Linked DNA regions of Mus musculus: all the other regions are linked to region 2. The links are chromatin loops, found by intact Hi-C in ENCODE. Cell type or tissue: heart. All regions are shown on one strand. Region 1 overlaps Syn2 (synapsin II). Region 2 has its middle 18 kb from the start of Gm38878. Region 3 overlaps Syn2 (synapsin II).

The links. Hi-C counts contacts between places; a loop is a spot of excess contacts. Peaks named below come from ENCODE experiments on the same cell type or tissue, not always from the same donor. Only the 100,000 strongest peaks of a DNase experiment are listed, where the experiment ranks them.
Region 1: it touches region 2 in a loop (2.6-fold over the local background); 2 of 42 quality-filtered maps call a loop at or near these places.
Region 3: a loop joins it to region 2, with 6 times the contacts of the local background. A loop is called at or near these places in 5 of 42 quality-filtered maps.

What each region holds. Positions count from the first base shown.
Region 1 is chr6:115,230,717-115,234,716 of GRCm38, reverse strand. The region is part of intron 1 of Syn2 (synapsin II); the gene reads right to left. Among named protein-coding and RNA genes, the nearest start is that of Timp4, 19 kb to the left of the region's middle. In heart, no CTCF peak of the experiment used is centred here; DNase peaks (open chromatin) are centred at 1,956, 2,656 and 3,916; H3K27me3 peaks cover 3,594 bases.
Region 2 is chr6:115,341,852-115,345,851 of GRCm38, reverse strand. No RefSeq gene overlaps it. Among named protein-coding and RNA genes, the nearest start is that of Gm38878, 18 kb to the right of the region's middle. In heart, no CTCF peak of the experiment used is centred here; a DNase peak (open chromatin) is centred at 1,551.
Region 3 is chr6:115,273,784-115,277,783 of GRCm38, reverse strand. Syn2 (synapsin II) reads right to left here. Exons shown (of 13, transcript NM_001111015.1): 11 at 3,528-3,588. Among named protein-coding and RNA genes, the nearest start is that of Timp4, 24 kb to the right of the region's middle. In heart, no CTCF peak of the experiment used is centred here; no DNase peak of the experiment used is centred here; H3K27me3 peaks cover 3,677 bases.

The DNA.
Region 1 (4,000 bases), 110 kb after region 2:
TTGCTATTAGCTTGGTGTTTGTGTGGAACTCCTAACTGTGGGAGCGGGTGTGTCTCTGACTCTTTTGCCTGCTCTTTAGAGTCTTTTCCTCTGTTTAGTTGCCTCTCCAGCTTCAGTGTAAGGACTTTTGCCTTGCCTTTTTGTTTTGTTCTGTTTGGTTATTGTCTCTTGGAGGCCTGCTCTTTTGTGATGGGAGATGGAGGGGAAGCAGATATGGGGAAGAAGTGAGGTGAGAGAGCTGAGAGCTGGGAGGAGTGGAGGGGGGAGGGGACACAGTGGTTGGGATAAAGAGAGGAATCTTTCTTTCTTTTAAAGATGGAATCAGAACAGAATGAACGAGAGAGAGAGAGAGAGACAGACAGAGAGAGAGAGACAGAGAGAGAGAGGAGAGAGGAGAGAGAGATTGCTATTAATGCTTGATTTCTTCATATACATATCAGGAGAGCTGACAACCAAGGAAAACAGCTACAACCAAACATAAAACTCAGCCTGTATCACAGGGAAAACAAGTGATGCTGAGTTATGCAGTCCAGTGTCTTCCCAATCTGTCAGGTTGAGAGGAACTTCATCCTATGCATTAACGGCATCAGGCCTGTATGAGGAGACTACATTCTTGCACAGTTATATTTTCTCTTTCCTGCCTCTAATCTTCCTTCCCTCTATAAGATTTTTCTTCTCTGCTATTTTGGCTTTGTTCTCTGTTTGTAAAGATGGGCTGGGTACCTGCGCCTAGTAGACTAAATCATGCCTGCTTTTCCCCTGAGCTCTACATTCCCAACTGGCTTGTTCCATTGGAGGTTTTCTGAACCTCTTCTCAAAATAAAGGAATACACCAATATTTTATTTTGCATTGTGTTCTAGGAGCTGTATGCTAGTTGCTTATAAGAATATTTAATCCATAGCTGTCCCCTGAGAGGCTCTACCAGTGCCTGACAAATACAGAGGTGGATGCTCACAGCCATCCATTGGACTGAAAACAAGGTCCCCAATGAAGGAGCCAGAGAAAGGACTCAAGGAGCTGAAGGAGTTTGCAGCCCCATAGGAGGAACAACAATATGAACCAACTAGTACCCCCAGAGCTCCCAGGGACTAAACCACCAACCAAAGAGTATACATGGAGGGACCCATGGCTCCAGCTGCATACGTAGCAGAGGATGGCCTAGTCAGACATCAATGGGAGGAGAGGCCCTTGGTCCTTGGGTTCCATGCCCCTGTGTAGAAGAATGCCAGGGCCAGGAAGCAGGAGTGGGTGGGTTGGTGAGCAGGGGGAGGGAGAAGGGATAGGGGTTTTTGGAGGGGAAGCCAGGAAAGGGGTTAACATTTGAAATGTAAATAAAGAAATTATATAATTTTTAAAATGTTTGTTTGTTTGTTTGTTTTGAGACAGGGTTTCTCTTATAGCCCTGGCTGTCCTGGAACTCACTTTGCAGACCAGGCTGGCCTCAAACTCAGAAATCTGCTTGCCTCTGCCTCCCAAGTGCTGGGATTAAAGGCGTGTGCCACCACTGCCCGGCCTGTTTGTTTGTTTGTTTGTTTTAAAAGAATACTTAATCCTCATAATAACTGACCAGATAGGAAGAAAACTCTTTGAAACAAAAAAAAAAAAATTCAAAATTCTCAGGAAGAAAATGACATTTCCAAGGTCATTAGCATGTTAGTGGCACAGCCACACAGGACCCTGAGTGCAGTGCCCCATGCCACCCAGCACCATCTTCCTCTGCTGCTGTGTTCCTCCCGCTCTCCCACGCCATGGAAACTGACTTACCACATGTGCTGCACCAAGTTTTTTTTCCCATTTTTTTCTACTCAGAAGAGACTTAATGATGCTATAAGTACTTGTCCCACCACAAATACTTCCTTTCCTGGTTCCTGTCAACTTACTCAGGATAAGGCCAGGCTATTTCCTTTGCTCTATGGATTCTGGAACAGACCGTTCTAGGAAGTTGTCATTTGTGCTATCCAAGTCCCTGGCCACCCTGAAATTGCTCCTCTGAGGCACTGGGCCATCCTGGAGTTGGATCACTAAGTCCAACCCCCACCTCTGCCCTAATTCCTTCCTAAGTTTCACATCAGTTTGCTTCCAGGGCCCTGATCAACATTCATAGCTCAGCATGCCCCTGTAGCACATGCCACTCTCTTGACAGTTCTGTCTATGCATGGCACTGTCACTGCTCTGCAGATACTGGGCTCAGTCAGTCTTTGCTTATAATCATAAGCCGAACTAAAATAAATGACCAACAAGATGGCTTTTCTTTGGTTGTATGCCTGCACTGCTATCACAAATGCTCTCTTGATGCTTCCTCCTACCTTCAAGTCTCAAATAGCTTTTCTGTAAGATTAGTGTCAGAGACCTTCATTCCCTGTGAAGGTTAGCACTTTCAAAGGTTGTTCTTTGACATACTAGTTTCTCACAACTCTGTGAAGGAGCTAAGAGAGAATGCTTCCTGACCACTGGACTGCTGGGGAAACAGAAACCCCAAACAGTTCAACAGCATGCCGACTCACAGAAAACATCGTGAGTTAACTGAGAACTGAGGGTTTGCATCTAGATTCTACATGCTGCCAAGTTTTCTAACTTGCTCATTTATTTTGTGGGTTTTGAATAGTGATACTGGGGTATATTTATAGATCTTGGCTGGGATTATCTGCCACTTCCTGCACCTGCCCACTGACCAAGTTGGCTAATGGAACTATTTTCATGCCTTTCCTCCACCCCAACCTCGCAAGCTATCCTAATGCCTTTTCCTTAAGGTAATTTGTGCTGTTGGAAATCTCGGTTTGTGTTTCCTAGTTCAGGGTCACTGATTTTTTCCTGGCTAAGCTACAATGTTATCATCATAAAAGAGCCAAGATGGTAACAGACAAGGTGCAAACCCCTCTTCTAGAGGATGAACACATTGTTGAAGCAGCTGGGCCCTGGACCTTCTGATTAGTTTTCTAGAAATAATTTAATGGAATAAGTTCTATAACTTACTAGCAAATGACAGAAACACCTCCTGAACTTAAGGGGGTGCTAGCAGGAAGCAGTGTGCAAGGATCCAGAGGACAGATGCTCTGCAGCCTTGGCTGCACCCTTTCCTGGCTGGGTGGCCTTTGGAAAGAATCCTATATTTAAACAAATAATACCAAAGTTGTTTATATTGCTAAATTATTCAATCCATATTCAAAAACTACATAAAATGATAAAAATGTAAATGGTCCATTTTTCCATTCATCTCTTAACACATACAATCCCGCTGTCGTTTGCCAGCATGCCCTCCCAAGTAGGGTGGGGGTGTAAACATGACTGTGTGCTCTAAGCACACACATATGGCATCTTGCTACAAAAACTTTTTCGGGCCTTAATTTTCTCTCCAGAGTGTGTCTCAGTGATAGGCTTTTATGCACCCAGCAGTGGGATCCCTGTAACAGCTGCATGGAAGGCTCTCTCTATATGGTGGCTTAATGGATGTTTACTAGTGAGTAGATCTCCACATTCTTGGCTTTGCCTCACTGGTGCTACATGGTTTACATTTTAATATGTAGACATGGGAAATAATTTCTGTAGAATTCCTGATGCAAGAAATGGACACAGCTTCTTACAGAATTATCAAACTACTTCCCTCCTAACAAAGTTTGAAAGTTTGGAAATGTATTTCACCTACCTTGGTTTTCTCATACTATCCCTTACATAAGACGGCAACAGAGTAAGCACTTAGCATGGATTTCTGATTGACAATCTTATAAAATAATCCAGATTCATACCCTTGTGCTCAATCCTAAACAGAACCCAAGATGTACACCCTTGCAGCACAAACTAAAAATATCTGTATTGCCTGTGTTGTCAATTTCCCCCCATTGTAACATTTTCTTAATAAGCCTAGCAGCTGGGGATCCATGGGAGTTTAACAGCTTGCAGCTTCCTTAACGGGCCAGGTAATAAAACATCTCCCCTTATTACTAAAACGAGCAGAGGCGTCTAGATATAACTCTTGTTATTCAAGGAAAAGAATATCTTTAG
Region 2 (4,000 bases):
ATATTTTTCAAGTTAGTTAGGACTTTCGCCCACCGTGTCCTTTCAGCTCTTTATTGTCAATATGTATCTAAGATTCACCTTTGTGACATTATTTTTTGTATTGTGGGAGGGAGATCGTGTTAATTTCTGCCACAAACTGCCTGAGAAACCAAACGATATTCATGTGGGAACCGCCCTCCACATCTGCAGGACACTTACAAAAATACCACCTCCATGTACTCCTTGATAGTTGGCAACAGTGTCTCTGTGTTCTTTTTCTAGACCCATGCAAAAAAAAAAAAAAAATTTCCCAGCTTACAGAATTAGCTGATATGTAGGGGTAGGGAAAGAATGGAGGGCAAAGGGCAACATGTGATGTCATTTTGATAAATCTGATTGAAAATTGTGAAGAAAATGCTCAAGTTGAAGGTAGTCCCTCATGACTATCCATACAGGCAGGGAGTCAAGCATCAAAAGTAAAGAAGAAGAAAAAAAGACTAAAAACATCTACCAATTTCCACTTCAATGGAAGTCAGGAATGAAGTTCAATATCTTCACAAAGTAAGTTGTCTGTCTTAGAAGATATGAGCGGATCTGCTTTCTTGGAATAGCTGATACCAAAGACTGGAGATATGACAGCCTAGAAGCTGAGTGCGTTGTCTGAAGAGAGCCAATACACTTGTGATTCCTCAGGCATTGGTCACTATTATATCCTGGTAACATTTCGATGGAAAGACTTTGTTACGATCTTACTGAAACCTAACCGGTATTGGAAGATAAGAAATAGCGCTCGTGATTTAAACCCACCGGGGACCATTTCTCAATACTCTTAATACTTTTCTGAGTGCTTGTCCACCAATAACTAACCTTTGAGATTAAAATGTAGAAAATCCTCATGAGGACTCATAGGAACAAGTGGGACGATTAATTCCTTTCAAAGATCTGCTCAAGCAACTTGAACTCGCTGCGCCGAGCCATCGGCTTGTGCACTGTCACTTTGCACAAACCATTGTCACGCTCAGACCATCTACTTTTATTCCTGAAGTGTCCTCTACCCGTTGGATTTTACATAAGCAAATCCTGGGCAGCTTGTGAGGGGGAAATAGTATCTCACAACCCTCCCCCACCCCTGCCCCCGCCCCGCCCCGCCCCGCCAGCACAGAGGCCCTGTAGGACAACAGTCACAAGCAGCACAGGAACTTTTATCGGATTTTCAATGCACTGGAAACTCAAGCCAAACAAAGCCTCATTGTGTAAAAGCTCTTCACTCTGGGCCACAGAGTCCAGGTGATTTTTTCTTTTCTTGACAGTTTTTGAATTTTGGAGAAATTCAGCTTTTAGTTCTAGAGTTTGTAAACCAGCAAAAGTCTAAGCTGGGTCAGCCCATCCCATTGGTTACATGGCAGACACTGACCAGCGTTAGAGAAGCTCAAACTCAGCACCAGTTTTAGTGAAAATCACCTAGTCCTCCAAGCTCTTCCTCTCATTTGGGGAACGCAAAGTATATTTTGGACCACAGCGTGGAACATTCCAGACAATGCGAAATCTAGAAAGGAACTGCACCTGTATCCCCATGCACCGCCAACAAAATGCAGCCGCTGAATAAATACTCACCCTAAATTAGGGAAAGGCAGGGAAGTCAGTTCCCCACTGTGCATAAAAGTGAAAGTTTTGTTCTTGGCACAAATCTGCTAGAATCTGCGGGTCAGTCGTCGCGGAGGAGGTCTTCCCCACAGGTTTTTATTTCACTGCTAACTTTTAAGCAGGGAGAAAGTTTTGCAGAACACAACCGGAGGCTGGGTCTGACAAGGTGGGGAGAATCTTTTTCTTAGGAAAGTGTGAGATGATCTCTGAGGAGAGCTGCAAAATTTGAAATTGCAAGCAGACGGCCAAAGAGATACTTAGTGTTTAAAAAAAAAAAAAATTAAGTGCGGGTGTCAAATTATGACTAAAGCAATTTTTAAGCAAAAGTTGCTAATGTGGGACAAACTGTGACTATGACCTTTACAAATGATTCGGAAGTTGTAAAAGAATTCTGACAGGGGAGAAAGGCAAGCGATAAAAAGGGAAGCTGACAGAGAATCTGGGGATGTGACAGACATGTGACTTGGTCATTATGTTTATTTTCTTCAAACCTCAGACGAAAGAGGAGAAGTGAAGGGAAGACAAGTTGGAGTTTGGCTCCCTGAAGAGATCTTTTGCTTGTGTATCTCCCAACCCCTGAGATAATTTGTTAGGTATATGTCATGGTAGAAAAATTGCTCAAACGTTCTTCAGCTTGGGGAAAAAAAAAAAAAAAAAAAAGAGGGAATAAAGTATATAAAACTCTTTCCAGGTTTATAGATAGAAGAGAAACCAAGACTTAGTCCTGACCTTGCATTTTAAACTTCTTTTTAAAAATTATCATTGCTGCATTGTTGTGAGTTATCCATGTGGGGGGGTTTACTGATATAATGAACACGCATCTAACAACATGCGATGATCAAGAAAAGGTGGCTGGGCCTTACAACTTCTTTTTTATTAGCACAGAGGGAGGAGGAGGGTGGCTCTGAGGTCATCCCATGCTACATGGTGAGAGCCTATCCCCAAAGAGCAAACAAGTAAAAAGGACTTCTCGTTTCTCAGGGATCTTAAAGAACACATTGAAAGCTGGAGCAATGGCTCAGCCGTTAAGAGCATGTACTGCCCTTGCAAAGGACCAGAGTTCCAGTCCCAGCACCTACATCCAGCAGTCCACAACTGCCTGTAACTCCAGTTTCAGGAGACATAGTACCTCTGTCCTCCATGGACACCTTCATTCAGATGTACACACACACACACACACACACACACACACAATTAAAAACAATAAAACAGAACTAAAAAGATCTATTTACTGTTCTTTTATGTGTGTGTGCTCACTGCATGGATGCAGTGCCTATGAGACTATGGGTACTGGGAACTAAACTCCATCTTCTGCAAGAGCAGCAAGTAGGGTTTTGCCCCCTTCTGCAGGGGTCTTAACAAATGTTTCCAGGCCTTGTTGGAACCAGTTCCTGCATGGTAAAATGTTTTGTTTTTCTTTTGTCTTCATTTAGTTTTATTCTCAGTCTTTCCATTCCCGTGTGCATCACTGCCTGAGCCTGTCCTGAATATTCTCTTTTCCATTTATATGTCTGAGGGTATAACCTACTACCTTTCCATATGTGTTATAATACATAACAATCCAATTACATGCATGAGTCCAGCGTCTTGCTAGATAACAAACAACTCAGAAAAGTTTTCATTTCCAGAGCTCTCCGTGATCTTCCCCTCAGAAAAGTGTATAAAGGTTCAAACACAACAGTGGCCTCAAAAATAAGTTTTCCCTTCTAATTTGGAAACCACGAATGTTAGACATTATTTCTTTCCTAGTAACTTTCCACAGGTCAATCATCTCATTTTGGAAATGCCCCTCAGTCTCAGGCCAGGCCTTTCCTAGTGGATAACTTTTCCCATGTGACCCTTTAAATAAATGCTAAGACTTTTCCCATAATTAATTAATCTCAGAAAGCAAAATGAAACATGTCACCAGGATCTTATTTAAAGCCAAGGACTTTATTGGCTCCTTTCCAGACCTCTTTCTAAATTCAATGACCCTACACAGGCTTCTCACCGTTGGTGCTTCGTCATTTGCAACACTTCTCAGATAACCGGGCATGTGGATGATGGAATTTGAATACATGCGCACCTCAGTTAAGACATTTAGAAGTTATTTTTATTACTACATAAGGACTTTGTCCTCTGAAATGTTTATAGTCATTGGTTTAAAAAATAGATACACGAGGGACTGGAGGGATGGCTCAGTGGTTAAGAGCACTTGTTGCTCTTACAGAGGATGACGGTTCAATTCCCAGCACCCACATGGCAGCTCACAAATATCTGTAACTCTAGTCCCAGAGGATCTGATGCCATCTTTTGGCATCTTCATGCACTGCACACATGTCACACACACACACACACACACACACACACACACACACACACACACACAGGCAAACAT
Region 3 (4,000 bases), 68 kb after region 2:
GACGTACTCAGAAGAGGCCACCCTGCTCTGAGGCCTCCTAAGAGCCCCAGATTCCACATACACAATGCAGGAGAGAGGTCAGGGGACAAACAGGAGACTAGGAATCAGAACACCTCAGAAACATGAGTAACACCTCCCTCAGCAAGACACCAAGCTTCTCGGGACCACAAACCACCTAAAAGTCCTACCATTGTGTTTTAAAGATAGCAGTTGTTTCAAAGATGATAACAGATGAAAAAGTTGTTCAGAAAGGATTCTGGGCTTTCAGATCACCAGTGCCTGACACTGTTTCCATGGCTCTGCCCTTCATCCTGCTCCAAGCCTGCAGGTGCCTTATTGCCACAGCCATCCCACCTGGGCTTCACTGGAGGGTTAACTCCCACGACCGGGATCAGCCCTTTCTTCCCAGGCACTCTTTGCCTGAGTGCCATCCTCAGGGGCCCCGGCATGACAAACCACTCAGGTGTGTGGGGAAATTCTCCAGACATCCAAATCTTAGTCTCCCCCAGGGATGCTGTGAGCACCATCTGGCAAACAGCCCCTTAATAACCACACACCTTTCACCCAATATGAGACACAGAGCCATCAGATAGATGGCCTGTTGAGACAAAAAGCCCTCCTTTGTCTGGGGGGTGGGGGCGGTGAAGGACAGAAAGTGTGGTATCAGTTCCTATCTTTCAGAAGGGGATTCTGCACATCTCTGAAGTCAAAAAGACCCCACAGATACACACTGACTGGTGAGAATGACTCCAATTGATATGGAAAATCCAGTTTCTCACCTCAATCCCAGAGTTTAAGCTCATGGGCCTGCTGCAGCCAAGACTGGTTCTGTTAGGTTGGTAGACAGCAAAGCGCCCCATGTCCTCTGCAGAGGCAGAAGTGTGTCTATGCTACACCCGGGGTTACCAGCTCATTTCCCCTCTATGTGGCATGAGCTCCCCTTTATCATCAGTCACCAATGAATAGTAAGTTACACTACACAGAACTAAAGTACATATGTAAAATATGTGGAATTCTACGTATTTAAGGAGTTCAAAGCCAAATCGGATAACCAGCTTCTGCCTCCTGAAGCCTGACACCAAGACTTCGTTAGCATTACCACTGGGTCGTTTCTGGTCAAGTAATTCAGGTTGATAGCTCAGCCTCCTGTATCATAAACCTGAGTGCTTTCCCACCTGTACAGAGGTAATCGAACAGCCAGAAACTTTACAACTTAACACTGAAGACAGATATAACTTTTCCTTTATTGCACATTGAGCTGTACAAGAGAATCACAAAAGGGAGATGCTTTGTCACATCTCCAGCATGGCTGAGGGGCTCCCAGCCGGGTCAGTACAAAAGAGGGGGACAACACTGGAAAAGAAATGGGAACGAAACACCTGAACAGAAACCCTACACTGTGACAAAAGTGTCCCCCAGGCCACAGAGTTGTCCCTTAGCATGCTGCCTGAGGGCACGTGATAGTCAGGTGCTGCTATCTGCTTTCGAGTGGCAGTGGGAGCTGTAATCAGCTTCTAACCCCCACCTGAGAGGCCTTGGCTGATACCACCCTGTAGCCTGACTGAATTCAAATGGCAACTTTATATTAGTGGCTCACAAATGTCACATGAAAAGCACCTGGATGTAATACACTGATAACATGCAGAGAAGCAATACCACCATCAGCTCACCACTTGAACAAAAAATTAAAAAACAAACAAACAAACAAAAATGTATTCCTCCATCCTGGGAAATTCCTGTATTCTCTTCTAACATTTCTTTAGACCAGGAGGTGTTTAAGGTCCTGATTCTTAACCTACCTGGAAGTGCATATGCATATGTGTGTATATTTACAACTGACTGAATACCATCTTCAGCTAAGGGAAGGGTCACAGATGACGGCACTTAGACTGTATGTCTTTCTCGAGAGTGTCAGAATTTTCCAGAAACCAAAGAGAAACCAGGGCATGTGCCCCTTGACTCAATGACATCTAACCAATCCTGCTCACTCCTCAGACCTGGTAGTCCAGAACCCAGCCATGTCACCGCAAAGGTGGGGAATGTAACAGTAGAGCCAGAAGCATTTCTTCTAAAAGGCAGACTGATGCCGTGAGCTTCCGTACGGGCTGGGGACTAGAGAAGGTGACTCGGAACCATTCCCAGCCTTGCCCACAGATGGCAAGATGAGGTACTGACTCTCAAATTCTGGCTTAATTAACAACTAGGTCATCTGTCCAGGGCTCCTTGTCACAAGGAAGGACAAATAAACTAGCAATGGTTCTCCAAGGCCTCGTGCCTCAGCCCAACATGCCACCTACATCTCAAGCAGGGTTTTTTCCAGAAAGCTCCCTGGTTTGGGGTCTCCAAAGAGGTCAAAGGCTGAGAACTAAGGCGGTCAGGCCCAGAGCTATATAGGCAGAACACCCCCTCAGGTGGCAGGAGACATATATATTTGATCTGGTCTCATGCTAAGAAGCCTGGGGAATGGTCACCTTCTGAGACTATTGAGACTGGGCACTCCCTGTGTTCTCTGTCCAACACTGCTGGAGAATCAGCTCTGTCTATAAGTCAAGCTTTGAGGAATACACGGCAGCCTAGTTCCACAGAAGCACACACAGCCAACTTAGAAACAGCAACAAAGAAACAACTGCAGGCACTGAGATCAACATACGGAAAACACGAGATCACTTAGATATTGCACATCGGCGGCCCCTTATTTTTTTTTTTTATCTTGTAGCTAATTAATAGTAAAAACGAAGGGTACACGGGGTATAAATTATGGAACACATTCCTGAAAGCAGCTGGTTCTTTGTATTTCGTCACTAAAAACACAAGAGCTCTACAGGCACAGCCAGCTTATTCACACACACTCGAACTGCACCAGACTGTAGCGAATAGAGAAAGAGATGGATGCCTTCAAGTTCACTGGGTGGAACTATGAAAAGTAGACCTTGGAAATCTCTTAGAAGTGCTATCTATTTACCCTAGTCATGCAGGGAGGAAGTTAAACACAGTTCAATGAAGACCCAAGCACTCGTGGAGGTAAGTGCGAGAAGGTGAGGCTGAGCCTGAGGGAAGAGGAGAGAAGCTGGGCCTCTTTGTAGTGGCTGTTTCTCCCAACCACCCCAGGGCTAGGACCTCACCCCTCATAATGTGATGCTTTAAAAACACGATCAAACCACCCAGAAAACAGTCCCACTGGACTTAAGAGAGGCACGATTCTTTTGTACACTGTTAACAAACAGCCCTGGAACCACACATTATACAGAAGAACGTAGAAGCATTACAAGCACAAACAGGGACAGGTAAACAACCAGACAGGGGGCTGACACTGCATAGGAGAAACAGTCCAGTCAGCACTGAGAGGACACAGCAGTGTACTGCGGAGCATCTGCCGCTCCCCTCCCTGCCTTCCTTTCTTTTCTCTTCTTTTTATTTTTGGCTTAAGTTTTCTGTTTTGAAAATTAACTACTGATCGCTTTAAGAAGCTTGGACTTGTTTTGGACCTACTGCAATGCCATTACAGTCGAGAATATACTGTAAACAACCTTGGGGAGGTGGCCGCTGAGGAGGGGTCTTGCTGGAGTCCGGTTCCTTAAGTGTTCCACTCTGGAAGACAAAAATAACAACAACAAAAAAATACCACAAGAGATAAAACCAAAGCTCCAAGCAAACGCCAGAGACAAGTTCAGTGGAAGCCCATGCTGGGGTCCCAGGGCCTGCTCAGGAAATCCTGATGTGCAGACCACCAAGGACCCTCAGCCTCTGGGCTGTTGCTGGTCTTAAGTTGGCAGTGTGGGTCTTGGAATTACTGATGGACACCATAGCCTCCTCATGCCCCTTCCATTTTGCTCATGGTAGACTTACTCTACCTGGAACTTTAAGTCTGTGCTTTGTCGTCACCCCTCACCCTGACATCCAGGTTCTATTTGTACTTACTCTCTGTTCCCAGCTTCTGAAAGGAGAGCAACTGGGTTGCCCATGGCTCTTAGGGAGGGGTGGTGATGAGGTCTGGGTAGGG